Regions from separate parts of the Mus musculus genome. Here regions 1, 2, 4, 5, 6 and 7 are each linked to region 3. A link is a loop called in an ENCODE intact Hi-C map of the cell type or tissue named here. Cell type or tissue: heart. All regions are shown on one strand.

What was found. A loop is a pair of places that touch in the nucleus more often than their neighbours do. Peaks named below come from ENCODE experiments on the same cell type or tissue, not always from the same donor. Only the 100,000 strongest peaks of a DNase experiment are listed, where the experiment ranks them.
Region 1: it touches region 3 in a loop (2.5-fold over the local background); 6 of 42 quality-filtered maps call a loop at or near these places.
Region 2: it touches region 3 in a loop (4-fold over the local background); 13 of 42 quality-filtered maps call a loop at or near these places.
Region 4: it touches region 3 in a loop (6-fold over the local background); 19 of 42 quality-filtered maps call a loop at or near these places.
Region 5: a loop joins it to region 3, with 2.7 times the contacts of the local background. A loop is called at or near these places in 2 of 42 quality-filtered maps.
Region 6: a loop joins it to region 3, with 8 times the contacts of the local background. A loop is called at or near these places in 8 of 42 quality-filtered maps.
Region 7: it touches region 3 in a loop (1.9-fold over the local background); 3 of 42 quality-filtered maps call a loop at or near these places.

Annotation. Positions count from the first base shown.
Region 1 is chr2:137,570,771-137,574,770 of GRCm38, forward strand. No RefSeq gene overlaps it. Among named protein-coding and RNA genes, the nearest start is that of Gm14064, 91 kb to the right of the region's middle. In heart, no CTCF peak of the experiment used is centred here; no DNase peak of the experiment used is centred here.
Region 2 is chr2:136,912,583-136,916,582 of GRCm38, forward strand. All of the region lies in intron 2 of Slx4ip (SLX4 interacting protein), which reads left to right. Among named protein-coding and RNA genes, the nearest start is that of Slx4ip, 22 kb to the left of the region's middle. In heart, a CTCF peak has its summit at 1,923 (motif pointing right); no DNase peak of the experiment used is centred here.
Region 3 is chr2:137,115,672-137,119,671 of GRCm38, forward strand. Jag1 (jagged 1) reads right to left here and starts at 849. Exons shown (of 26, transcript NM_013822.5): 1 at 506-849; 2 at 1-38. The coding sequence starts at 586. In heart, a CTCF peak has its summit at 1,891; DNase peaks (open chromatin) are centred at 390, 1,130 and 1,810; H3K4me3 peaks cover 2,476 bases; H3K27ac peaks cover 2,445 bases.
Region 4 is chr2:137,730,721-137,734,720 of GRCm38, forward strand. No RefSeq gene overlaps it. Among named protein-coding and RNA genes, the nearest start is that of Gm14064, 69 kb to the left of the region's middle. In heart, a CTCF peak has its summit at 1,914 (motif pointing left); no DNase peak of the experiment used is centred here.
Region 5 is chr2:137,515,881-137,519,880 of GRCm38, forward strand. No RefSeq gene overlaps it. Among named protein-coding and RNA genes, the nearest start is that of Gm14064, 150 kb to the right of the region's middle. In heart, no CTCF peak of the experiment used is centred here; no DNase peak of the experiment used is centred here.
Region 6 is chr2:136,994,997-136,998,996 of GRCm38, forward strand. All of the region lies in intron 2 of Slx4ip (SLX4 interacting protein), which reads left to right. Among named protein-coding and RNA genes, the nearest start is that of Slx4ip, 100 kb to the left of the region's middle. In heart, a CTCF peak has its summit at 2,305; no DNase peak of the experiment used is centred here; H3K27ac peaks cover 546 bases.
Region 7 is chr2:137,417,856-137,421,855 of GRCm38, forward strand. No RefSeq gene overlaps it. Among named protein-coding and RNA genes, the nearest start is that of Gm14055, 130 kb to the left of the region's middle. In heart, no CTCF peak of the experiment used is centred here; a DNase peak (open chromatin) is centred at 2,006; H3K27ac peaks cover 858 bases.

The DNA of each region.
Region 1 (4,000 bases), 460 kb after region 3:
ATGAGTCAAGCATGTCCCTGAGGTTTCATTCCTCGAAAACTGGTAGGTGGGGAAGTATAGATGCCATACCTCTGCCACATTTACCTGTTGGCTTGTGAGGAGATGAAACTTGGACCAGAGTAGAATTGCACTGTAAGAAGTGGAAAATGGGGCAATTTGATCTTCAAAGAAGATGATTCTGGAAATGTGGTGATTGGCACCACTATCCTGGGAGCTGAGAACTGCCCCCTCCTCCCAACTCAGCATGGAGACAGACTGAAACCACAATGTCTGGCACAATGGTTGTGTATCATGAAGGCCAGCAGACTCACAGCACTCATCTGATTTTTTACTTCCTTTTTCTGTGAGAAGATAGAAAAAAAACATTTTGCTGACCAGGAGAGAGATAAAGAGAGGTCACATTTTAGAATTTGCTTGCTACAGTTTTTTTTTTTTCCTTAAACATATTGGGCTTATAAAACCCTAAGTGTGTTTTTTTTCCCCCAAGTTCTTTTCTTGTTTTTTAGACTCATATGTATTTTGAAGTCAATTTAACCCATATGTTTCTGATTAATTTATGCTTAGCTCATCAAAATGTTGTTTTAAGAAGAAAAGCTTATAATAAGAACAGAGTCATGCTTCAGCAGCCACTGATGAAATCAACTCCAGAAGACTGCAGCTTAGTCAGAAACTCAGCTGGACTAAGGGCATCATGGTTTCCCAAGTCAGAACCTCACTCTAGTAGCTCCTTTAAAACTAAATGTGCGTGCTCAGTTCCACTAAAGAACACCACTTCAGTTCTCTTACATGTGTTATTTGCTTTCAAGATGCATTGGCTTGTTATTCCAGTTAACTGATAATATTTTACTCAGCTCTTTAGTAGTTCGTTTAGCTTCCAGGTTTTTCATAGATCCAACTGGTAAAGGGACTAGGTTATAGCAGAGAAGGATGGCTGTCTATGGACAAGAGGCATGTGTAATTAGATTTCTGCAGAATGGGGTAGGAGAGTTTGAAGGTGATCTAACTATTTATTCACTTGTCCTATAGTGATAGAAATAAGATATGGATACTTATCACAAATATAAAAATGTGCTGCCCATGTCTGTCATTGCAATCAAGAATTTGAAACAAAATAATCTTTAAGAAAGACATGGTTGGTAGAAGGTATAATAACAGTAAGGGTGTTGAAAAAGTCATAAGGAATCAGACCACTAAATATAGATACATATAATTTTCTGTATATACATATAGTTTAAGGGAAATCTTCTCTTCTGAAAGGACAATACTCCCTCCAAGTGCTAAAGACCACTTAACAAAATCTCCAAAACCAGACTTGAGAGGCTCTTTTGAGTTGTTTGTCAGGGTTGCCTAAGAGACTCCTCAAATATACAGCCAATTGCCATTACCTACACAGCTATGATATCTATGAACCACAAGGATAACTAGTATGGCACAATAACTCTAAGGGTACACTAATGGCACACATTCCTTGGCAGTGGCCTACAGCTCTCTAGTTGGACTTAAAATCCCCTCAATAAGAGCAAAGCCATGCCTGGTACTGGAAACCTAGCCTACTATTCAGAACTAGTGAAGTCATGGATCTTGGAGGAGAACCCACAACCATCACTTTACCAGAACAGCAAAATTCCTAACAACAATCCAAGCTTTTGTCCATATGCCCATAAATAAGGATAATCTTTACTCCTCATCAAGGAAACTTCTCTTTGAAAGAGATAGATGCCACATAGAAAACTACAACCAATCATAATGCCAAGTTGTAGAGTCCCAGTCTCAATGGTTATATCTATAAAACATCTTTACATCTAAGACTTAGGAAATATTGTAGAAGAAAGAGTAGAAAGATTATAAGTAAGGGGATTAGGGAGTTTGCTGTGAAACTGTTATGTGTCTCCTAGTAATGTGAGAAGCTACACACAAAACATTTCACCAATATGGCTGCCCAAGCATGAGCTGAACAAGCACATTAGCAATTAATATGCTAATGTGGACAGGGGAAAGCTCAGGAGACCCCCAACCCTAAACAAAGAACTTTTGGCAACTAAGGAATTCTGAGAGTGAGAAAAATAGTCTTTTCCAGGGAAAAACATACTAACTGCTTATCCAATACCAAACAATCAGTCTTGAAAATATACAAGCAACATTATTCAGATAAAGCAGGTTTTTAAAACATATATATGCACATTTATGCATTTATATAAAATTCATAATATATTATACAATAATTATATATATAATACAAAGAAGCTGTGAATTTATATAAAAAGAAGAGTAAGGGAAGCATAAAATAATGTAATTATCTTTTAATATCACAAAACATTAAAAAGGTGGAAAATGTGTTCATCATTACCTGACATACACATCATACAAATCTACTTTTAAGGCTACTTTTATAAAGCTAATATTTTTAAAGAGTTAATTTTTTTCTTCTTTAAAAAGGCATGAAGATTATTTTCACCACAAAACTTCAGGGGAATTCTAAGAGATAGGAAAAGTTTCTGTATCTCAGAGAGGAGAGTTTAGATAGTGGCTTCTTTCCATTGTCACAACAGCTGCATGGGACTGTAGCTCACTTTGATTAACATGTAATTTTGTCTATCTCATTTGAGCAGCTCTGTAATATCATCCATAGATTACCATCACTAACAATACCTCTGTGGGCATTTCTTCTTTCTAGACTTCATAATTTCTTCTTGCTCCCTCAGTTGTTAGCTTCAGCTTCATGCCTATATTTTATTCTATACAGGTCTGGATAGTATCCTCCCCATATTTCAAACTATGCACTCAAATACTTTTACTTAAATGTTCAATGTGTTTTTAAAAGGTAATTATGCCACAAAGAGACTGGGACTTCATTTTTTCACTTTGGCCTGTCTCCTTCTCTGTGTCCCTTTAGTCTTTCTGTAAGTGCCGGAACAATCATCCACCTGATGACTCAGGTTGACGTGCATGCTGCCAGCCAGGATTCTGCATTCTGCTCATAACCTACATCTAACTAGGCATAATACTTTCAACGCTGCCTCATATAGTTTCATGTGCTCCCCAATTTCTTTACACCGGGAAGACAGGAGTTTCTCAATTAGTGTGATCACATAATTTTGATACTATATAATAAAATGTTATCACTACCACTGTCCCCTGAAAATTACAGAAGATATCCATTTCGCTCAGCTGCTTAAAACTGATTAACTGCTGCTGCTGCTTTGGGGATGAAGTTGAACGATTATCCATTGTTCAGCATCACTGACCATCATGGTACTTCATGGACATTTCCTCCCCAAAGCCCATGTTCTTCCTCTTTCATTCTTTGCCATTTCAAGGTGAATGTCTTCAAGGTCTCTCTCTCTCTCTCTCTCTCTCTCTCTCTCTCTCTCTCTCTCTCTCTCTCTCTCTTTTCTGCCTGCATGCTTTTATACTTTTATACATACTGATCATTTTGTCTGAGTGTTCTTTCTTTATTGCTTGTATAAATCATATCTACCTCACCCTGGGCTTTGGTTTAGATAGAACTTCTTCCCCCAGGATACACTTGCCTCTTACTCTCATACCCTGAGGAATCTTTACTATTTCTCATAATGTTCATAATACTTTACCTCATTTTAATTTCTTATTTAATCACAGGCCTACCCTGCAGAAACAGAAGCTCTTCAGAGGAATCTTTATTTTCTCCTCTACTTACTTTTGAATCCCCAACTTAGAACAGGTAGGGTCTGGGCACACAGAAAGTAGGCAAGTAGTATTTGGTGAACTGGTTACTTTATAGGTTTTCACACATCTGTTTTCATACACAGTATGTCTTCAATTTTAAAGTGCCTTTAGTTTTCTGGATTCCTCAATGAATTCCTATCTTTGCTTTGATAACCTAATTTGCTAATATGTAACAGAGATAATATCTGTAGTGAATGTTTCAGAAGTGCAAGCTCAGTACAATTCTCTGTTTCTTTTACAAGTGAATGATAGCCACAGAAATAGCCATCGAGGGTCAGACAACTGGCTATCATGA
Region 2 (4,000 bases), 200 kb before region 3:
TCAGCTAACATTTCATCAGTCTTTGCATTTGTAGAACACCAGAAAAAGTTAAATATGCTCAAATATTGATGTGATTTCCTTGTTATAGTAAAAGCGAATGGGAAGAGCAATGCATTGCATTTCTAGAGAAAGAGACAGCTGAATAGAGATTGGCTGTCAGGCTTTTGTCTTGCTAGCTTCCCTCTGTGAATCACTTACAGCCTGTGTCCTAGGTTTTTGGTGTACCTAAAGGGGAATGCGCCACTGACTGTGTCACCATTGCTTATTTGAAAGTTGATGCATTGATCTGGTATGAAGCATTGAAAACAAGATTGCAGCAGGTATTTCCATATAGGGTGAGTTCTACTTACTGACCTTCTGGATGTTAAGAAAGATTGAAGTGAAGCGCTCCAAAAGAACAATTAAAGGCACTTCAAGTAATCCTGGTATTTATAAGAAATACAGCTGAGAGGAGAGCGACCTGTATCCCTGAGAACACTTTTCCAATATTTGTCTTTGCCTAACTTTGAAAGCCTAAGAAGGATAAGTGTATTCCTTCTCCTGAGTCTTAAACTCACCACTTTCCCAACCTCTTCAGCTGTTTCTTTTGAGAGCTCTGTTCTTTTGAAGGCTTTGGGCTGTAGTGCCGTGGCTGGCAATGTGCTCCGAGTGTGCAGACTGCTGTTGCTGCATTGCCAGATTGGGAAATGTGTGCAGCTAGGTGTGTGCTGCTTACTTGATGGAACTGGAACAAAACTGCTAGCAGCTTTCTGACATTACCCAGCTCAAACTATCATGGCTGTGGAGGTTTGGGGTACCTTCTTACACCATAGGAGAGTTGCTGTGGGTATTGATGGCTTTGCAGCAAGAGGATGTATTTGTTTTGAAATAAAGCTTCTTTTACCAAGTGTTCTCTGTCAGTTCTCAGGCCTCCCTGTCACAGTCTGTTTCCTTGGAATAAAACCTGTTTTTGTTTCCTTTTTTTATAACTGAAAAATGTTTCATGTTTTCTTCTACTTGCCAGACTGCTCCAGGTTTGCCTGATGAATGAGTCTTGTTTTCTTTGATATAGAAACCAAATATTCCTATGCTAATTATACTTACTTTATGTTCAGTGCCCAGTAGGTGCATCTTATTGTCACACATTGCACACATTGTCCTAGAACACCCCCGAGAAGGACTTCTCCTCTGTTTCTTTTATGTCACGGGACCTGAATACTCTAGGATATTACCGAGGTGACCAGTACCACTCCTTCTGTGTTTTTTCCTCATAACTTCTTTTTCTGGACAGGTAATGTGTAATCTTCAATTTGTGGTATATCCTTTACTTAAAAGTTCTGTCTTTCTCTATTTCTGCCATAGGTGTTCCTAGTGACTTTTAAAATAATTCTTTTACAAGCAGCTTCTGTTTATTTGTAATTGTTTATGCATGCTGTATGTGTGTGTACTTGATTGTACACATGTTCACATATGTGTAGCCAGAGGCCAACCTGGGGTGTCATTCCTTAGCATCCACCTGTACCTTTTGAGACAGGGTGTCTTAGTGGCCTGGAACTCAGCAAACAGGTTTGACTGGCTGGTCTGCAGGTCCTAGGGATCCACTGGTCTCTGCCTCCACAGTGGGGAGATTAAAGATGTTCTCAATTTTTCTTTGTGAGTTCTCTGGATCAAAGTTAGATTCTCATGCTTGCATTTTACCCTCTGAGCTACTTCCACAGCACACCAACAGTTAGCCAATTAATTCTTCTTAAACAGATAACAGAATGACAACATGTAGAGTTCACTTCTATGTCATTCAACATTAAACTGTAACACTATTTTCTTATAATGATTTTGTTTTTCCTGATGCACATGCAAAGTATGTGTTTTATTTTATCTTCTAGTGTTAAAACAATCTTTACTAGAAAGGTAGACTCAGGATCCTTCACCAACTGTATGGATTCTCTCTAAAGGCTGTAGAGGGCATCATTGTTCTATGTTTCCTAAGGTAACTTCTCTAGATACTGTGATCCAAGAAAGCAGGCCGACTGAATTGCTGTTAAAATGGATGGCTCAGTCTCAGATTATCACGGAACCTTAAATTCTGGTCTGCTTGCCCATTGGTTGTGTATATAGGTACTCCAGAGTCTGTTATACACACGTGTATTTCTCTTGCTTCCATCCCAACATACTTACTAGGATACACCACACTGGACACTACAGTGAAAACAATCACAACTACCAGAACTATCCAGAGTGGCCTTGAGAAATTATTCTGAGACTGGCAGAGGCTATCTGCTGGGTGCTTTGTTCTAGGGTCAAGAATCTAGAACTGCTGTGCTAGGAGGAAGAATCCCCTTGTCTTTGGAAAGCCTTGTGGGCCCAGGCCTATCCTAACAGTAAACGTTAGAAGGGGCCGAGGGGGACTGACACATGTTGTCCTGGTTAGTGCTCTTCCTCCTCTCTTCTTCTCATTGTTCTAGTCAATGCCAGTTTGGGGATATTTGGTTAAGGAAGTTAGGGGTGAGGTGGGTATTGTGTATCCCTGTAGTTCACAGTTCCTGAGAATTCTGTGGCACTGTCTTAAGTGTGCAGCCATGTCCTCATTACCCATACAGTCTAAATATGCATAGTGCTTACTTACTCTCTTAGATATTTCTCCTGGAGTACCTTACAGAACATAGCCATTAAGTAATACAGGAAATTAGGCTTCTGCATGTGTCATTCTGTCACATGTGAGTAGCATGTGACAGTACTTTGATCTTAAGACTTCTTTGTCATTTGGCTGCTATTTGTTATTTATATAGTTATTTGACAACCCTTTGTACTCACACATGTGCATATACCTACATGCGATATTTGTGTGACATTAGAAAAGAATGCTCTACTGTGTGCTTCACAAAAGTATGACATCATGAAGATTCTGGTAAAGCAGATAGCAGGTCAAGCACCCCAGTTTTCATTACTTGAAAAATCTATTATCTGTTTTATTTTTTTATTTTTTAATTTTTTAATTATGTATTTTCTTCATTTACATTTCCAATGCTATCCCAAAAGTCCCCCATACCCTCCTCCCCCACTCCCACTTCTTGGCCCTGACGTTTCCCTGTACTGGGGCATATAAAGTTTGCAAGACCCATGGGCCTCTCTTTCCAATGATGGCCAACTAGGCAATCTTCTGATACATATGCAGCTAGAGACACCAGCTGGGGCGGGGGGGGGGGTTACTGGTTAGTTCATATTGTTGTTCTGTTATGTACTAGTATTGGCATCTTGTTCATGATGTCATTTCTATAAATTTTTTGTCATTTGTGCCTGCTTCTGTAGGTTATTTTATAGCATGTCTTGAAATTAATTTATTTCTGTGTGTGTATGCACATGCATGTGCACTAGTTGGAGATCAGAGGGGACAGCCTTGGGGTTTGGTCCTTATCTTCCACTTTGTGACTGTGTTTCTAGTTCCCCCCTGCATGTGCCAGACTAGCTAGACTGAATTTCAGCAGTTCTTTTGTGTCTCTCTCTGTCTCTCTGTCTCTCTGTCTCTCTCTGTCTCTCTGTCTCTCTCTGTCTCTCTCTGTCTCTCTGTCTCTCTCTCTCTCTCTGTGTCTCCTGTCTTGCTTTGAAAGAGCTGTGGTTATAGACCCACACTACTGTACCTCACCTTACATGGGTCCTAGGAATCTGAACTCAGGTCCTCATTATTGGATGGCAATCACATTATCCACTGAGCCACCTCCCAGTCACTTCTTGAAATTTAGATCATTAGGTTTTTGAGGAAAGAATACTAGAATGTGAAACTAACATTAGATTTTACCCAGGATTCCTGAGTTCATCTTGTGGTTTCACTTATAAAATGACACGAAATCATGTTAATTCTTGGAGCAGCCCCCTCTTTATCTACAGATAGAAATAACAGGATTATCTGTCTCACTGGGTTTTTTCATATCAAATTAATAATGAAAGGTATAATGCTACGAAAGTGTTTGGAAAAATAACATTCTATGTGTGCCATGGAGCCCTCAGTAATTGTTTTACAGTGATG
Region 3 (4,000 bases):
AGGATCTCCAGCTCAAACTGACCCGAGGCCCCGCACACCTGCCAGCGAGGAAGGAAGGTCAACGCATGAGAAAGTTTTCTCTGAAGGTGGAGGTGGAGACTCCTTGACACCCCCCACCCCCAATACACACACCCCAGGCTGCCAAAGATCCTCGGTGGCAAGTGAAAATAATTTTGCAAAAACTAGGTTTAGGGCTCAACCTGGTTTGGGGGCATAAAAAACACAAGTGCGGGAAAACTAAGACAAGTGCCCCGAAGGACCGTGAGAACGTAATGATCGCATTTTGCCCAGCCTGGAGGAGTTTATCTTTCGAGGCCAGGGGCTCCCCTCTGGGGAACCAGCGTTCCCTCACCGGGTGCTGCCTCTCGGGTGAAAAGTCAGGGTCAGGGAGCCTTGTACTCAAGGGCTCCGGAACTTGCACTGGGAGCCACAGCCGCTCCCGTCCAGAACGCCACGAGGGAAGGGAGAGGACCGCGGGGAGCAAGAGCGGGAGAGAGACTCCTACCTTGGCTCGCAGGGCACAGAGCAGGGCGAGCAGAAGACTCAGGGGGCGCCCGGGCCGGCCGCGCGTCCGTGGGGACCGCATCGCTGCGCCGCGCGCCACGGGCACTCCGGACGCCGCCGCCGCTGCTAGCGCTGGTGCTCCCGCCGAGGCTGCCGTCGTCGCTGCCCCCGCGGCCGCCGCGTCCCGGCTCTAATATACTCCGTGGATTGGAGCATGCACGACTGGAAAACAACACTACTTTTCAAAAGCCCTTTCAAGAGCCGCGCGTTCCAGAAGGCAAAGAGCCCGGCCTCCTTTTATTATTCTGATCGCTTCTTTGAGGCGCTCCCCCCTCTTCCACCTCTCGGCTTTCTTTCCTTCTCTCGCGCTCCCCTTCTTTTATTATTATGATTATGCGCAGCCTTTTATTCCCTTTCAGATCAGCTGCATGAAACGCGGGGAGGGAGGGGAGGAAAAAAAAAAAAAAAACCTGAGCCTAGCTCGCCGGCCGGCTGCAGGTAACACAATGACGCGTGCCCGCCTGGCTCTCGAAGGGACCCGGAGCGCCGGTCTGGGAGCCGGGACTCCGGCTGGCCACCTCTTCTCAACACGCGGAACAAGGCGCATGCGCGATTGTTAATATTCATAAGGGGCGTGCCATCTATTGGGCACGCCCCTTTCCTCCGGGTTGTTGGGGAGGGGAGAAATTGAGAAGGGGTTGGAAGTTGCGGGACGGACCGGGTGGCATGGCCGCCCGAGGGGCCCCCACACGCAGATCAGTGTCCCGGGGAGCCCGGGCCAGGAGAAAGGAACCTGGAAGGACCGTGGAGGAGCCCATGGCTCTGAGAAGCCCAGAGCGCCTCCGCTGGACCGCCCCCTCGGTGCACGGCCTGGGCTCCCTTGCAAGCCCCAGGTGTAGGCGCCGCGGTACGGCCGGAGCAGTTGGGGCGGGCGGCTTCCGCCTTCGGAGCCGCCTGCGTCAGCTGCGGCTTTTGCCCCGGGGAGGAGGGCCTGCCCGCCGGGAACCCGGGCCGCTCCCAGCAAGCGAGCCCAGAGCCCTGTGCTGGCGGCGGCGAGACTGGCGCGCTCGCCGCCGTCTCCTCGCCCCGCAGAGGCGACCTGGGCAGACTCTGCTGGGAACTTTGAAAAACTTTCCCGGAGTCAGACTTGCCGCAAACTCGAGGGAAAGCCTCGGCCGCGCGCCATCCCTTCCCAAATCCATGTCCGTGGAGCCTCGGAGGGGCTCCCAGCGTCCTTTCCAGACCGCGCCGGGGCAGAGGCGTGGGGGAAGCAGGGGGAGTGGCCGGCGGGCACCCGGGGGCTCAGCCCGGACTTCGGGAAGGGCTTTCTGAGACGCCGAGGGCTCCGCCAGCCTCCAGCCCGGGCGCAGTGGCGGGACTGCACCTGTAGGCGGCCTCCGCGCTGCTCTCTGGGTGGCGAGACGCGGCCTGAAAAGAACCTAACCGCTGTCGTGGTCCACAGAACTTGGCTTCTCCTGGGTGGTGGTGGAAACCGATGCCATTTTCCACCTTGAGGCAGGCCTCGCAATTAGCAGCGACACTCCTGGTCATAATCAAGGTCAAAGGGAACCCAAAGGCTGGCTGAAGTCTCTGCCAGCTCCACTCCAGGCGGGTTTAAACGGAGCTCTTTAGGAAAACAGATTTCCATTAAAGGACGAAAAGGGTTTCTTAACTTGCGTTGAGCCTGTCCTGAAGAAAAGCTCTGATTTTTCCGAGATTGCTTTAGCGCCTCAACCCTTCTAGACATCAGGGCATGATGGGTAAAGGGAAAAACAGTTTCCAACATGCTGAACACGACAACATAACAACACAGGTTATTTGTGGTTATCTACGTTTAAAGAGTGGCCCAGCATAGATAGTGCCCCATACCACTTGATGGGGTTGAGAAAGCTGAGTTCCAGGCTAACAAAGATGGTTCCGTAACTTGGGCATTTTAACCACCTGAGATAGGTGATTTCTTAATGGCAATGCATCTCATTCTAACCATTCCCGAGTAACTTAATCCATAATTGGGAAGGGCATATCCCAAATCAGAATGAGTTTGCAACTGGTCACAGAAGCACCTGGCCTACACAGCAGCCACCTGGGCATTTTCCAGTGTGCCCAGTCCTCCTCCACCCAATGATCACGAATGCAAAGCATCCCGTTTTCAACATTAATTCAACACAGGTTTTTGTTTTTGTTTTTGTTTTTTTCCCACTAAAGTTTCCAGAAATATAACAGTCCTCACTTCTGATTGGACTTCTTACCTGCATCTCTAGTCGCCAAGTTAGGGTGCTCAATAACGCTTTTATAGCAAAGGATTGGTGGTGTGGAAAAGCCACATAGCCCACAAAGACTGCAGTGGTCTTAGAGTCTATATTTCTTGAGGTCCCAAGGTCTAAAGCTGTTTTAAAATGTAAAGCTGTATCCAATGATGCATGCCCCATGTCCCACACTAACCCCTAGAAGGCGGCTATGGAGCCAGAGTTTTTAGTTCAGAAGGTTTGAGCCAGCCACCTGAGTTACATTGGAAGACTACCTGAGATTTATAGTTGCTCTGCTGCTAACAATCTGGGCTTCGTGAAAGCTGAGATCAGTACCTATCTAACAGTGAGTTTAGCTCACTTCACTAAAAGGAAAGTTTTGAGGAGTAAAAAGCACCTAATGGCATACTGGGAATGTCAAATCACTAAGAAACACCAAAGGCACAGCAAATAACACAGAGCCTCTAGTCTTTTCTGTGCCTGGGAACCCACATTTGAGGAAGGCAGTTGTGGGCTATAGGGGATTCTTTAAAAATGTTTTCATTTGGTGCTCTTCCAGTGAGCTGGGACTCCCCCAAGAAGCTTTTTTATACTGCAACAGGCACTGGGTGGAACTTCTGTCCTCAACTTCCTTGATCACCCCTGAAACCTGGAGAATGGGGAACTACTGCTCAAAGAATTCAAAAATGGACATTTCCCCTTGCCAAGCCATAGCCTCCCTTTGAGCTTTGCTTTCCAACTATAAGTGTATAGTTAAGGAAACATTCCCATGGAAAACAACACTTAGCCATCACCATTGCTTCCACCCCAGGTTGCTCCGAGCCAGATAGCAACCTGTTGCAGGTGTTTGGATATCTTCTCTGATTTTAAAAATATGATGCCTCAATTCCCTTTCTACAAAACATACCCAACCTTCATTCATTCATCAACAAACAGCCCTGACTTCCCATGGGACTTAATAAGAGGCATTTATGTTATAATTGTATTTTAAAGCTTCTAATCAACCAAAATTATTTATCAACACTGAGAAGAATCAGCTAATCAATATTTATTGAAAAGTACTGTTGTATGCCGTAGTGTGACTGATCTAAAGAACGCCACGTGAGGAAAATAAGTCGGGTACCAAGAGTTCAGCGCGTATGAGCTCCTTTAGAGCTCCTATATACAAAGGTGGATGAGGACAGGAAACGCCAGTCTTGCGTGCACGTATGGTTAGGGTGGTGTGTGCTTGGAGGTTTGATGTGCTTGGT
Region 4 (4,000 bases), 620 kb after region 3:
AAGCGAGAAACCATAAGGGCTGAAAGCCACCAAGAGCAACACATGGGCTATTGAGCGCTAATCCTGCCCTTAATTAGAGGATGGCCTCAGCCTTGTGGCGCTCTCAGCAATCCAAACTGAGGAGGAGAGGAGTGGGCCAGGGCTTGAAGCCACCATTTACCGAATGTGACGTCATCAGCACCGTTTTTTTAAAAAGAGGCAAACAAGTGTATAAAGAGTCGATAGGGGACAAATCCCGACTGCATTTACGATTCAATTAAAATTGTTGGAGTTTTGTCTGCTCTTTTTCTCTTTACCCCATTTTTAAAATCATGTGCACTTCATCGAAAATGCAATCGTCCTAGATCATTGGTTTACTTACCTTAGCCGCATCAAAGTATGACGCCATACTCACCAACATCTGCACAGTTTTCTCTCAGGCTGTAGTTCTTAGAAATAAAACTGATGGGCAGGCCAGCAAAGAACAAGTTTGCCTCTTCTGAGACTACCTTGTTGACTTGCCAGTCTGACCCTCTGTTTCCATGGCAATAAAAAAGCTCTGTCTTCTTCATTTGAGTGCCCAGAGCATGCTACCACATTCTGCCAAGCTTCCTTCGTTTTAATTTCTCTCCATTTGCCTGTTAGCTGCGTGGACAATATCTGGCCAATGATCCACTAATCATGTTTGATCATTAGGTAAAACATTAAAAAGGAGCCTTTAAGAAGTAAATGATCAGTTTTCAAAGTGTTACGAATCTATCCATGCTTTAATCTAAGTGCACACCTTGCAATAAAATAATTACAGGAAAGAAGATATGTTTTTCTATAACTATCCTGCCCCAACTCTGGCACAATTTATACCTTGATTGATTCTCTTAATACATGGTGTGATAAGGGGCATAATTTTCTTTTTTCATTTTTTGTGAAGGAAGTAATTGAGGTCTAGGTTTTCCACAATTACACAGAAGACTCATAACTTGGGTCTTTAACACCTTACGATGATTATTCTGGGGACTGTGAGCAGATCTCAATACACAGTCAGAGATTCAATTTCCAGGTGCCCCTTCAAGAAGGTGGCAGTTTTCAAATGTTAATTGCCAAAGTTACAATCCCCACCCCCAGGAGGTAAGGGCAGATCAACTCAGGGAGGTAACATTCCACCTGAGGTAGGAGATCTTTGAGAAGCCAGGGTTTTCACCAATTTTCTTGGGGAGATTTGAATTACTCTTTCCATAGAGCCCTGAAATATTCACTTGAAGGAATCCCTTAAGTGCTTGTTGAAAAGACAGCAAAACTTGCTAGGGAAAATGATGGGAGAGGCCTATCGGTTTAACCAAGGACACCTGTGTACTCAGGAAACACAAGTAGAAGCCTGAAATGTGGAAAGAGACTGGATAATAGGACTATTCATTTTAAAGCAAACTCTTTTAGCTTGGAGCAGATGTATACGGACACTTGCTAGCAAACATATTTGAAGTCAGTTATAAGTATTGACTTAATGTTTACTCTGCTTGAAGACATATCATTGCTGGGTTTTTTTGTTTTGTTTTTTGTTTTTGTTTTTTTTTTTTAATAGGATACAGGCCTGGATTAGGAGTAGGAGATAAATAGCCAATTTATATCCTGTCCAGAGTTCTAAAAGAAAGAAATGGAGAGTAAGATTAATTTACCACATTTAAGTCCTGCCAAAGATCCCACTGAAAGGCAAAAGGCTTGTACACATTTATATTGGATCTCACACAATATGGAAGACGACAAAGTATTAGGAGAGATTAGACTAATTAAACTAGATTTTGAGAATGCCTCAAAGAGATCCAAGGTACTGATATCTTCCAAGTAGGACGACAGTGAAGGCTTCCAGAAGCTTGTAGCCCAGCTCTCTGGCTCTGATGGCTTTAGCCATGGGAGCACACTTGTGTATGCAGTGACATCTAGTGACAAAGGAAAATAAAGCCAGCTCAAATGTTCCAAGAGTTTGTTCAGAAATGACCCTGCTGTCCTTATTTCATAATACTTTCTACTGCAGACAGATAAACCAGGTTCCACACCTTGTTCATAGAGGGTCAAGAACAACACATTAGAAAGAGTGAACAAACAAGCCTGCCTGCAGAATGCAACAGGAATCAACAGAGACTCCTCTCCCCTTGTCTATTCTCAAAGCAGCAACTAATGACATAAAATCTGTGGTTCTCAGGAGCTGTTGAAGAGCTGTGAGAAATCAGAACGTCTCATTCTCAAGTTCACATTCAAAAGCTTGGGTAAGACACACGTGCAAATTATCCCACCAAGACGAAGCTTTACATCCCTTATTAACTTTATTCTTTATTGAAACCTGTTCTTTTTATTAATTGGAGACAGTCATGATAAAGCATTTCCATTTTAACTGACTTCAGGATTTGAAGAAAGTTTAGTGTGCTAGATGAGTAAATTCAAAACTTTCTCTCTAGAAGATCTTAAAGTCTTGCCTTGGTTCATGCTGAGTAATATGAAAATCCAGAATTGTCACCTTATTGGTGCTTGGATTGGGAAATAACCTGTGAAGAAGAATTTCTACTGGTTAGATATTTGATCTGTAGTCTGCAGAGCTTGGGCTATCAGAGATATGTTATGGGGTGCAAAGAGTTTCAGGATAGAGTGGGAACTAAGAGTTTGTTAAGGAATGCCTTGGGGTTTTATTTATGATTGCAGATCCTTTAAAAAATACATTTCTTCTACATTAAACAAAAGTTTCTCCTGCATAAAACATATTGGAAAGTTGCTAATTTAGAGATTCCCTTGGAAAATAATATTTGTATTTCTTTCTGTGAATTCCATACAGTAGCGTCTGATCATATAATATAATTACCCCAACTCCTTCCATAATTATTCTCTTTACCTGCGATTTCCCATCCACCAAACTTTGAGTTTTTCTTTTTTTCATTTTCTTCCTTTCTTTATGTGAGGGTTCCTCTGCAGTGTAGTCAACCTACCATGGGTCAAGACAAGACATGCCATCATGTGATGTCAAAGCTGGCTCTCCTTCTTCTCAAAGCTATCAAATGCCAATAGTTTCCTCTAGGATTTTGTTTTCATGTCTCTCCTTCCACGTTGAGCTTGTGCCTCACCACAGCCTGTGCAATTCCATCCGATCTATGGCTGAGCATTCCACCATCTCTTACTGTCAACCTGTTATAAAGTTAGGGGCTTTTATCTTTGCTGATGAGGGTGGGTAGTGGTACCGTTTTATGAGTAGAGATCATTATGAGTCATTTTATAATATGGCCATTTAGCAGAAAACCAGTAGTAGGTTCTCCTTTAGGGCTTATAACATATCTAGGCACATGTTGACAGTGCCTTTTAACAGTCACAGAAAAAGATTTCATCTCAGGGAGAGTACCTAAGAGCCAATAAGAAAGTGATTGGTTAGGTTGGAGAGATGGCTCAGCAGTTAAGAGCACTGACTGCTCTTCCAACGGTCCCGAGTTCAAATCCCAGCAACCACATGGTGGCTCACAACCATCCATAATGATATCTGATGCCCTCTTCTGGGGTGTCTGAAGACAGCTACAGTGTACTTACATATAATAAATAAATAAATCTTCAAAAAAGAAAAAAAAGGAAAGTGATTGGTTACTTTAAAAATATTTGTGCCACTATTGCACCAATTGGCGTATCTTTCCGGGGCAGTCTTTGTTGCAGCTTGCAGCTGGTTCTCCTCTGGTAGTGCAGATACCACCTTTTAGCATTTATAATAGCCAATAGCGGTGAAGTTTACAAGTGAGTACCAGCTTGATTTTATCTATCTATCTATCTATCTATCTATCTATCTATCTATCTATCTATCTATCTATTTATTTATATGCAAGTCCAGTTTTTGGTGACTTCACCAATAGGTTTTTTTTTTTTTTTTTTAACCTTTGAGTACTGGAGGTAACCAAGAACACTGGCAAATAGCTTGTAATGTTGGGGTGAAGGATTTTTAAAATTCCATTGGCCCAAATCTCACAAAGATGTAAACAATTCCTGGTGCTTATGTTTCTAT
Region 5 (4,000 bases), 400 kb after region 3:
AGAAATCCAGTGGGTGTCTACCAGCCGGCCTTATTTCAGAGGGACCACTGTACACATTCATTTCTTCATCTCAGTTACGAACACCATGTGAAGGGATTGAGACAGTAGTTGACAGTAAACTTAGACTTAAAAGCTTCCTTTATGTTGAGCAAAGGATGTGTGGGTACATGTTCCGATTAATGTACAGAAATAGGTTGGCATGATGACAAAAAGTACTAAATCAACTACCACTACTGCCTCTTATTGCTCTTACAAAATAACTGCCTCAGTCTTTCTCTAATTCAAATGAACCTGGTTATTCAGCTAAGATATCTCTGACCTGAAATACAGAAAAATCAGACTGTGTTTTCTTTCTTTTTCTTCTCTACTATACCTGCTTCCGAGCTCCTGTGACAATCCAGAACTATTTGGTGGAGTGAAATAATCCCCAAATTAATATTTTAATAAAATAAAGCACCATACTTTTAGAACTGACATTAACAAGGCCATTGGCTTTGTCTTCATCTGTGGAATCCAGGACTGACTCCCTGGCAGCTCTTTCCTGACGACTGACTGCACGCCTCTTTTGACAAGTCTGAAGAAGCACATTGGGTTCTTGAGTGATCAGTCATGGTCTTGGCAGTCAACCATCACTTTGGTTTTATCATGGAGAAAGAATTAGGTTGTGCTCACACTTTTCTGGAAAAGCCAGAAAGTCTCATTGATAGGGCTAGTATCAAGAAAACAGGATGTCCTCTGAAGAGCTTTCTTTGTTTGAGCTAAGAAAAATGTGATTTGTGGTCTTCTCTTTTCACAAGTGATATGAGAGCAAGTCCGACATTCAGTCTCTCAGAGATTCATGGCACTTAAATGATAGGAAGTTTAGCAAATAATTGTTTGGAAACAGAGGGATATGTCAATATTCAGAATGTAGAGGGTAGACAAAATTTAAATGGAATGTTCTGGTGAATGTGGTTTTCCCTAGTGAAGGAAATCTGATTTCTTATATCTCAGTCTCCAGTATTACCATCCAGACATAGATTCAATGTTAGTATGTGCATTTAGGTATGACACCGTGAGAATTGATTTTATAGGTAAACAACGTGACTCCTTTGGACATCAAAGTTGATAAAATGGAACTGTGAGATTTTTAATCATTATAGAATGGTACTTTTGGAGAAAGAATTGACAGTTTCTCATATAACTGCCAACTATCTTTCACCCTCCAGTTAGGTCAATAACTCTGCAGCCCAGTCTCCTATTACTGATCATATTGGTAGTAGGCAGAATCATGAAGGAAACGGTTTTGACAAGAGTTGCTGAATGACAGCCAAGTCATGACATACAGTGTGTGTGCATGTTCAGTGTCCCATAGATGCTTTGAAACAGAGCATTGGTATGACAGCACAGGAATTTCTTTTATATGCAAATAGCATGACTCCTTTGGACATCTTTTATGCTAGTATTTCCTGTAAATAAATTAACTCTAAGACAGGTACAGTGATATAAGCCTGTAATTCCAGCTCCTTGTGAGTCTGATGAGAGAAAATCACAAGTTAAAGGAGAACACGGGCAACCTACTAAAGCCACCCACATACCAGGTAAGATGTGTGAAGAATGACTGCAGATGCCTCTCAGTGATTAGAGTACTTGCTTAGGAGCGGTGAGGCATGGGCAAAGACAAACAAAAGAAACAACTAAAATAAAAGCAAAGATAAGAAAAGGAAGCTTTTATTCTATCACGGACTGTTTTGGAGTCACATAAATTTTGGAAAAAGTATTTATGGATATAACTAAAAAAAAAAAAACCCAACAGCTGAAGTTCCTGCTTGCTTGACTGTTACTAATTGCTTACTCTGGATTATTGTGCAATATGCAATATTTTATTAGATATCAAGTGGGACAGAAATTCTTAGGGGATTCTAGTCTCTTTCTTTCTTTCTTTCTTTCTTTCTTTCTTTCTTTCTTTCTTTCTTTCTTTCTTTCTTCCTTCCTTCCTTCCTCTCTCTGTCTCTCTCTCTGTCTTTTTCTTCCTTCCTTCCTTTCTTTCTTTCTTTCCTTCCTTCCTTCCTTCCTTCCTTCCTTTCTTTCTTTCTTTCTTTCTTTCTTTCTTTCTTTCTTTCCTTTTTAAAGAATAAGCAACAGATGTGATGTAGTCATTGCTTTAGTCCTAATATATTACTCATATTTGTATGTTCAAACTTAATTTTTTATATAACATTAAGAGGCAAGGCCATTATGAAGTAAGTTCTGGAGAATCTACCCTCATGAACAGAATCCTCAGAAAGGGGAAGATGGGTCACCCCTTTTAGTACCTTTGACACTAATTATTCCAAGATACCTACTAGTATCTTGACCTAGGGCTTCTTTCTGAACTGTGAAGACGTTCTAATTCATAAATTACTCAGTCTTAGGCAATTTGATGCAGCAGAATACACGTATTAAACAATTATAATTAGACTTTTAATTCATATTGAACTACTCTTCTAGTTCCGAACTTGGCATTTCATGAAATAGAATGGTCCCAAACAGTAATCACGTTTTCTAAGGAGAGAAAGAGAGCAAGTATTTAGTGTTAAGATATATATGAAAACTGATATTCCTTTTTGCTTTAAATTCCCATGTGAAAAGTATTTTGGGAAAGAATGATTCACCCATCTTATTTATCTATTTTTACAGATAATGCAAATATTAATTATGGATAGTGATTGTTCACTTTCTGGATAGCTTGAAATGCTGAGACAGCAAGAGAGGACTGAAAGTGAGATCGAGAAAGAGAGCAAGAGACCAGGGGTTATTCAGAAAGGGGTTGCGAAGAGAGATGGGGAAACTCAAAGTTACTGGGGAATAGAATTTCCCTAGCACTAGTCACAATACGTATGTTTGTTAAAAAGCAAGAGGCGGGGAAGACATGCATGCCTGATGCTGAAGAAAAGCCTGTTTGTGTCTCACACACTGGAGAAATTGTTCAAGAACAGTCCATCGATGTGAAAATATGACCCATGTCATTTTGCCAGGGTAGTTAAGACACTAAGTAGCTGAGTAAAGCCTGATTGGATAAATTCACAATCCTGGGGGTGTACATACTTCCTAGTATCCAGTTTTTCTAAGATACAAAAAAAAAGTGTCAGTGGAAATAAGGTTACAGAGTGCCACATGCGTGGGCGAGACAAGGTCTCCATAGGGTGGGAACCAGGCAGATCTCAGACATGGGCCATTCTTTTAGTTTCTGCCCCATTTTCTTAGTGGTCAAAATGAGAAACAAAGGATAAATGCTCAGCACTACCAGAGAGGAAAGAACTGTGATATTTAGAGATGGGGACGAAGGAAAGGTTACCGACTGGCTTTGAAATGAATTTCCCATTCTTCTTTACTATTGCCATCGTCAGCTTTCACAAACTCCCAAAGTGTCTAGAAATAAAATCCCAACATCTACTGTGAGGGAATGGGTTTTCCCAAGTAGATCCAAGGTTGTGAACTCCGCATATGGAAAGTGAATGTTCAAAGGTATGTAGGAAGCATTCATTGGATAGAGCTAAGAGTCCTTTCCCTTTACCATTCTGAGAAACTTGCAAGGAGCCTGAAGACACTCTACACAACCCCAAAAAAGACTAACAGAAAAATGAACATAACAACTCTTCATTTGGCTACTTTAGTTTAATGGGCTGGGATAAGCAATTAGTTCAATATCAATGTTAGCATTCTAAAATTTGCTTTGACAATTGTGGGTATGCTGGCTTGTTCCAGTGCCCAAAGCTTTCTCCTATTCATGACAATGGTAGAACAATTGTGTAATTCACAAAATAAAGCTAGCAAAATCTTTCTAATTTTGTGGAATATCCATTAGTCTCTCTGAGCCTCTGCTTACTTATCTGAAAACTGATGGGGCATGACAAACTGGTGATCAAATTTTGTTCTTTACATTGTATGGTGTTTTTTAATGCCCAAGGATTCAGTAAACGGTTCTTGCAATTTGGTTAATGGTTTTGAAAATTTGCATCTATAAAAGAAAAAAAAACAT
Region 6 (4,000 bases), 120 kb before region 3:
ATGGATGTCTAAGAACACATTAAAAAACACAACTTACAAGATGAAGCAACCTATTCCAGAAGGTTAGGGAAAAGGCATTGTTGAGGTATCTCCCAGGGCTTTGGATTGCCATTTCTAGATGGAGGGGTGAAAGGAAAAGAATAAGTTGGCCTGTGTATATACAACCAAATGCATGGGCTATGTTATGAAACATAATGAAGCGAGGGGCTATCTGTGGCAGGACTGAGAATTTAAGCTATGCTCCAGACCTGGGGGAGGGGAGAGGAGTGAGGGCCTGGGAAAGGGGTAGAGGCAGACAAGTGCACATGTAGACAGCAGACAGATAGCAGATCCGTGATGGCAGAGAGAGAGAGAGAGAGAGCAGAGAAGGACCAAGCGGGGACTCAGAGGACATGCAGGAAGAGCTGGGGTGGTGGGTGGGTTCTTTTGCTGGCTTCACACACCTGGTGCACCTGGTGGCAGCAGGTGATGAGGTACGTAATTGCTAGGTCCCTGGGGCAGGCCGGGGAATTTACCTGTAGGCTAACATTCCTCTGAGTTACAGTACTAATGTTATAAAATATAATGTGGCAAGACATATCATCTTTGTAGGCCCCAGCCAAGGTATACCCTGAGAAATTACGTCATGCAACAGATATGGTGTAAAGGGGGTTTGTTTACTGGGGAGGGTAGAGGAGTTAGGGCCTGGAAAGGTGGTAGAGGCAGGCAGGTGAACATGTCCATAGACAGCAGGGCCATGAGAGCAGGGGTCGGGGAGGGGGCGGTACATCTGCAGAGAACAGATAGAGAGGATGCTAGGAACAGACTGAAAGAGAGCTGCTGAATGGAGGGTGGGTCCTTTTGTGTGCAGCACACACTTGATGTTCACCTGGCAGTGGTAGCAATTCATGACTTAAAGTAATTGGTAGGTCCCTGAGGGCAGGCCAGTGGAATCCCCTGCACACTAGCATTCCTCCCTAACAATGTGAAGCTATTTCTCAAAGCCCTTGGAATCCCTTCCTGAGTGACCCACTCTGGCCTGTGGAAGAAGTGATGCTCCCCAGGTTTCCTGATCTGAAGAGAGCTGCAGAGTGTTTCTTCTGAGAGTAGAAAGAAGCTCCTAATTAAGGCTAAGGAGGAAGGGAAGCTGTGCCTCCTCTGTGCTCAGAGGCCTAGTTTGTTCCCCTCTGTTTACTCAGGGGAGAAAGAAGCAGAGCTTTGAGAGCAGAGAACTTTAGGAGACACAATGGTTCTGATTAGTGCAGATTATCCAAGCTCCTGCTAGAGAGAAACAAGGCCTGGTGGTTGCCCAGAGAGAACCACTGCCTGCCAAGCATAGAATCTTCCAGAAATCTAGCAAAGTCCTCTCCTACATTGCCAGTGTAAGATTTGATACCTTATTTATTCAAAGAAAGAAAAAATCTAATTAATGTATAATCAATCAGGGTGTGAAAAAACGCCAGATTGAACCTTGTGTTTCGTTGGACTTAGACGGGAAAGTTAGAGCTTGATTTTGACCAAGTTCTCATAAAGGAAGGTAGGCCACTTTTTATTATGACTGGAGGATCTAAAATACAGTGGTAGTAGCAGTGCTTATGGCCATTAGAAATCACAGCTCTTTGTCTGTTATGGTTGTTGCAAAGTGATTTTAAAGAATAGTATTAATTTAATATTAAGGCTAATATTAAAGATATGTAGATACCAGAACCCATATCCTAAAGTGCCTCCTAGGCCTCTCTTCTAGGCTTTAGGTTCTCTGCTATGGCTTCTCGCTCAGCTCCACTCTTCCCTTGTCATCACTCATATTCAACCCAGAAATCTGCTCATCCCAGATCTCCTTCTGGGGAAGATGAGCCCAGTTGTTACTGTAATTCCAGCACAAACAATAATGATGGATGAGTTGAGGAAGACAGAGGCCTCAGGTTCTGGTTCTCAGGTTTCTTCATTCCAATACAGTATAGAACAGAAGCCGCTTAACATCCTATTGAAGAACACCATGCACAAGAAAACATATCTGAAAATATCACAGCACTCTTCCCTTTCTTCAGTTAGCTGTTGTTACTGGGCCCATCAGATATGAGTCAGCCCCTGCAAACCATGCATGCATTATTACAGTATCACCAACTGGAGTTGCTTTTTAAGATTTTGATAAATATACTTCAGTGGAATCAGTTTTCTTTTGTATCTCCTATATTCATTTTATGTATTTAAAATGCATTCTTGGTACATTTTATAAGATTCTCAGTTGGCTAAAGAAAGACTCAGGGCACACAAAATGTTAATATCCACCAGCTAAGATCTTGTAGTTGTGGCATATGACCTCCACCTGGTGGCAGCAGCATCCTTAAAGGTTAGATCTATAATCAACAATTGAGAACATAATCTGAGTGTAGCCATCCATACACTTGAATGTGGTTTTCAAACATTGTTTTGCTACAGCCCACAAAACATCAGCCTTTCATCATAATTCATACAGAGATTTACATTGCACCAAACAGTTCTCAATCTTAGTATCTGACATACTGATACTTTTTATGGCTTTCTAATATTCTCTTGGATTTCTTTAATTAAAAAACAATTCTGGTTGGGCAATAGAATCACACACCTTTAATCTCAGCTCTTGGTAGGAAGAGACAGGGGAACGAGTATCTTTGAGTTTGAGGTCAGCCTGGTCTACAGAGTTAGTTCTAGAACAGCCAAGGCTACACATAAAAACCCTTTCTTGAAAAACCCAAAATAATAATGATAATAATAATAATAATAATAATAATAATTTTGATGCATCAAACTAAATTGCAATCAGACAGCCACAATACACTATCCTTATAAGAGGTTATATAATTTGCACACAGTTTCAGATATTATACTTACATTTTAAAATTATTTATTAGTGATCAGTAATTCATACAAGGTAAGAAGAGCCACTTTTATATGTACAACCAAGGTCCCTTTTTAGAACACTGCATCTTCCTGTCATTTGTCTTCTTCTTATGCCATGCAGACACTGCCCTGCCACTTTCACCACACATGGCTCTTGCTGTTGTGAACTGTCAGAGCCATACAGTAGGTGTTCATCAAACTGGCCTCATTAACTCATCCTGGTTTTGAGATGAGTCTGTGGGTTGTGTCAACATTTTGATTAATGCGATTCCATTGTGTGAGTAGAATACTAGTTTATTCTCCTGTTGATGGTCCTTGAGTCTGTCTTCAGTTTGGTCTAGTGGGAACAGAGCTCAGATAAGCTTATAAGATGGCCTCCTTGGCCTAGTCAGTAAGTACATGGCTTGCTATAGAAAGCTGGCAAACCTTTTGCCAAAGTGGATGAACCCAGTTGCATTTGCAACAGTGTATGAGTTTGGGCTGCTCCATTCTTTCCTGCCATTTGGTATGGTGTCAGTCTTTGTACTTTGAATCCATTCTGTGGCTGTGGCTGTGGCAGTTAATTAGGAAATGAGTTTCCCTGGCATCAGTCAAATTCAATACTTTTTCAAGTGCAGTCACCCATTTTTCATATTTGTGGTACATATTTCAGCTTAGATTAAAAAATTCTGTGACTCTGTGGAAGTTGTTTACATATTTGGATGTCAGTCCTGCATGTCAGACATGTGTATTTATAAATGTCTTTTATCCAGTCTGTGGCAAACTTATCATTTCACTGATAGTACCGCTGATGAGCAGAAATTTCTTTGATTGTTTATGTCCACTTTAATCGACAATTTTTTCTTCAATGTTTTAAATTTCCGGGATCATATGTATAAAATCTTTTCCTGCCCCAGTGATAAGAGTAATAATGTTTTGGTTATTATGCTTAAGTCTATAATTTATCTCAAACTAAATGTTATAATTGTTAATAAGGTAGATACCAGTTAAGTTTCTTTTTTCTTTTTTTTCCTGTGTTTGTGGCTGATGTTCTAGCACCATTTTTTGAATCTACTTTGGCCATGTTTTCACAAAAGTTTATAAAGGAAAGTTTAAAGGCTTCCTTAGTTAGAGATGTATAAAAGTGACTTTGCTACAGGTC
Region 7 (4,000 bases), 300 kb after region 3:
AAAATGGGAGCTGTACCATTGGGGGTCAACTGCCATACGACCTCCGACTTCCACTGAGTCATAGCGTCAAACTGCCTTTTTCATCATTAGTATTTATTGTTCTTCTCTGAACCCAGCAAGCAAAGGCAGCTCATAGAATAATTATGGTGGGGCCAAAACAAATAGACATGCTACTTCTCTCAGCTTCTTGGCACTTGGGGGCACACATGATGCTGAGCGAAAGAACAAAGCAGAACAATGCAGAAATGAGTAGGGAGTAAGAGTTCTTTCTTTGTTCCATTTCTTTGGCTGTTTTCTTTGACTCAATGAATAGATCATTCAAATGTGCTGTATACATATATCTATTTTGAATAATTGTTTATAGAACATTGAGAAGATTTAGCTATTTTTATAATGTTTACACAGGAAAACAACTGTTTTGTTCCACGAATTAGACTTTTTAACCTTTTGTTGCAATTCAAGTTAATTCGGAGGACAGTTACTTACAAAAATAGTGTCATTGAATATTATTATTGAATTTATATATCAGAAGGAAATGAGGAAGAGATGAACAAAGTATTTGAGCTGGACTAAACAGGAAGATATCAAAACATTTCTTTCTACATTCTAACCTGAAATGCTGAGTTTTGTGAAAGAGGATCATATACCATGTAGTCCAGGATGACTTGTAATTTACTGAATAGCCTAGGGCAGTCTCAAGGACAATCCTTCTCTCGTAATCTTACTGGTATTGGGCCACAATGTCCATCAACATCTTGAATTTTATTGCCTGCTACTCTACGTTCAGAAGCATCCCCTGCAGTTGGAAGGAACAAGAGAGAACATTGATACATAATAAAGGAATCAAGTCTTCCTAGTGGTTCAAGTAAATAAGTGGCTATCCCATGGGAGAATGGAAGGAGAAAAGGGGGATCAATCAATAGTGTTTGGTTTATCTTTCCACCTTGTTTGAGAGAACCTACAGAATTATCTATTGCAACTCTATACTTTAAAAACACTTTGCTCATTGCTGGGAATTTGCTGCTATGCTGTCTAGTGTCTTCTCTTCATTTTTCTTCCTAGGAAAATTATTTATATGTTTCTTGAAGTCTTTTCCTTCTTTACTGATCATACGACTTCAGCAGAGAAAACTCTATGTGCCTGTCCCAGGGTGCAAGCATAAGCACTCAGGTGAGCATGGACCCACATTCATCCATTTACAGTAGTTTTGCTGAAGCACTATGAAGGTATATGGAGATAAAGAAGGATGTGGAGATAATAGCTGAGGAATGGTATTTGCCACCTTAGGTTATCATGATGGATTTGAAGGAAATGTACAAAAAATGCTCTAATCCCAAGATAAACAGAAGACACTCCAGTTCTTCAGTGCAAGAGTTCTTAAAATCCATCATCAGGGTTGAGCTTATAACATTTGTTGCATCTTTTGTGCCAGTTGAGTTGAATTTGCTGTCAGTTTGGCAGGAGTGTTTATGCAAATGTATCCCTTCCTGACACAACCATAGCATTTTTATTTAAGAAACTAGGCCAGTGAGACTGTATAGTGGGTAAACTCCTCACCATCAAGACTAAAGACCTGAGTTCAATATCTGGAACTGATGTTAAGGTGGGAGGAGAGAAACTACTCCACAAAGTTGTACTCTAGTGTGTATATACCCTTGTACATGATAATAATAACATAAATGTTTTTAAGGAGATGAAAACAAACTAGAAGCAAAATAATGTTTTATTTTGTTTTTTGTTTTGTTTTTGCATAACTTTCTTTGTTTCCACTATAGGCACCAGTCTTTGTGGTATCGTCCTTAATATTTTCATATAATATAAATGTTCCATACATGTCTTTCTCCATTGCTGGCCCCAGTATGTTACCAGACAAATGAGGCAAGCATGCTTAAGAGAGCTCCTGGCTGGAGTGTGCCTGGGTGAAGTCCCTCCCCTATGACCAGGGTCTAGCTGAATTCTGTCTCCAGAGAGGAAATGTTTCCGTCACTCTCCCTTTTCCTGAGGAAGCAAGTCTCCAGCCTTGCAAAGTCACCAGGCCTGAAAAATCACCAACAGACTGTGATAACAGAACAGATTCCTCCCCTGCTGCTAATTATCCTGTCTCCCCATTAAAGCCACTCACACTCCTGCACTGTCCCCATTATGGAGTGACTGGTTTTTCCTGGGACAAGCTCACAGGACCTGCTATAAACGCAGCCAGGAAACGTTGGAAAACGAAGTAAAAAGAAGAGCTGTTTTATGTTCTATTATTAATAGCATGATAGCCTTTTATTGCCTCTTACTTTATTTCTCTTTGCTTTGACTCATTTCCTGGAGGTGATTTAGCCTGGGGACCCTGTGATCTTATCCTGAATCCTTACCCCTTAGCTCACTAACTCCACAATTCTAGACAAGTAATTTCAACTTCCTGTGCCATATCCTCCTATTTGTTAAAATATTTCAATTGAAACTTTAAAAATACTTGTGAAGTCCATCTCATGGTGTGGTTAGAATTAAATCACATGATGTTATTCAGGAGACTACCTTGTGTGCAGTGTGTCCTGTATTAAGGGCAGCTGCCTGTCAAGTGTTTAAACAGTTTCTTTCTTTTCTACTCTCCTCAGTATCTATTCCCTTCTGCAAAATCTGGGCTAGATGATCATCATTGACTGCTGAAATAGACAGGTTATACTATACAGCAAACTGGGACTCCTCAAAAAATATTCATTGCTCTAAACACCCATTTGTCCATGTGTGAATTTCCTTTACTCTTTTTTTTTTTCCTGCTGGCACTTTTATTGACAGATATAAGAAATCCAGTATCTGTACAAGTGGAATTATTTACTTATTAATAAATATCAGATTCTGGAGACATGAGGCATAAAATGAATAACTGGAAAATTAGCCAAAACTCAGTGGTTCGCTTTGCCTATGTTTTATGAATATGTCAAGTATGTCAATATATATGACTTGACAATGTAGTGTCAAGTGAAGGAGAGGATCACACTGGACCATTCGTTTACCAGAGTCAGTGAGGCTGATACAAAAGCCAGATGACTGAAGTTTCTCTAGGCATCAGTCAAAGGTCGTTCCAGAGAATGCAAGATGACTTAATGTGAAACCAGAAGAAATTAAAATAGGAAATTGGATACACAGTTGATGGAAGATCTGAGCTGCCAAATCATGGCTGGTAAAACAAAATGGAGATTAACAGAGTAAAGACTCAGTTATTATCATGAGGTCTAGATACCTACCCAGGGTCAAGTGATACCTCTGATACTAGAATCTGTGGCCACCAAACCAAAGCTGAGCCATTAATAGCCTCTCTGACAGGCACCAGATCCATGGAGAAGTCCTAGTTGTTACCTGAACTACCAATTAGAGAAGGATGAGAAGAGAACCCAAGTCTCTTTCTCTGTCTTGGCTTTCCTTGTCAGGTCACTATTGACAAGCCACCTAGTATCACAGACCAAAGAGTAGACAAAGGACTGATTTCAACAATATTTAACAATTTCTCAGAATCTGCAAAAATTGGTTCAGGATTTCTCATGAATACAAAAGTCTACACTTGCTCAAGGCATTTGCAAATACTCTACTTAATCCTGTATACTTTAGCTTATCTTTTGATTAGTTATAATTGTTAATATGATGTAACTGATTTTGCTGTGGTACTTAGGGAATAATGACAAAGCAAATGTACATAGTTAATACATATGCACTTAAAACATTTTCTAGATTTCCAGTTTAACAGATCAAGAAATAGGGTTAAGAATGATGTAAGGGGTTTGAAGAGTCAGTAAGAGGTACTTGCTGTGCAATTCTGAGGAAGGACCTGGGTTGGAATTCCCAGTAGCTATATAAAAGTTGGGTATTGTTATAACCTCAGTGTTAGGAGAGAAATGCACATTCCAGAAGCACGCTGGCCAGGTAGCCCAGCTCTGATGGTGAGTCTCAGGTTTAATGACAGACCCAGTCTCAATAGAACAAAGCATAGAGCAGTTGAGGTGGGGTCATCACATGC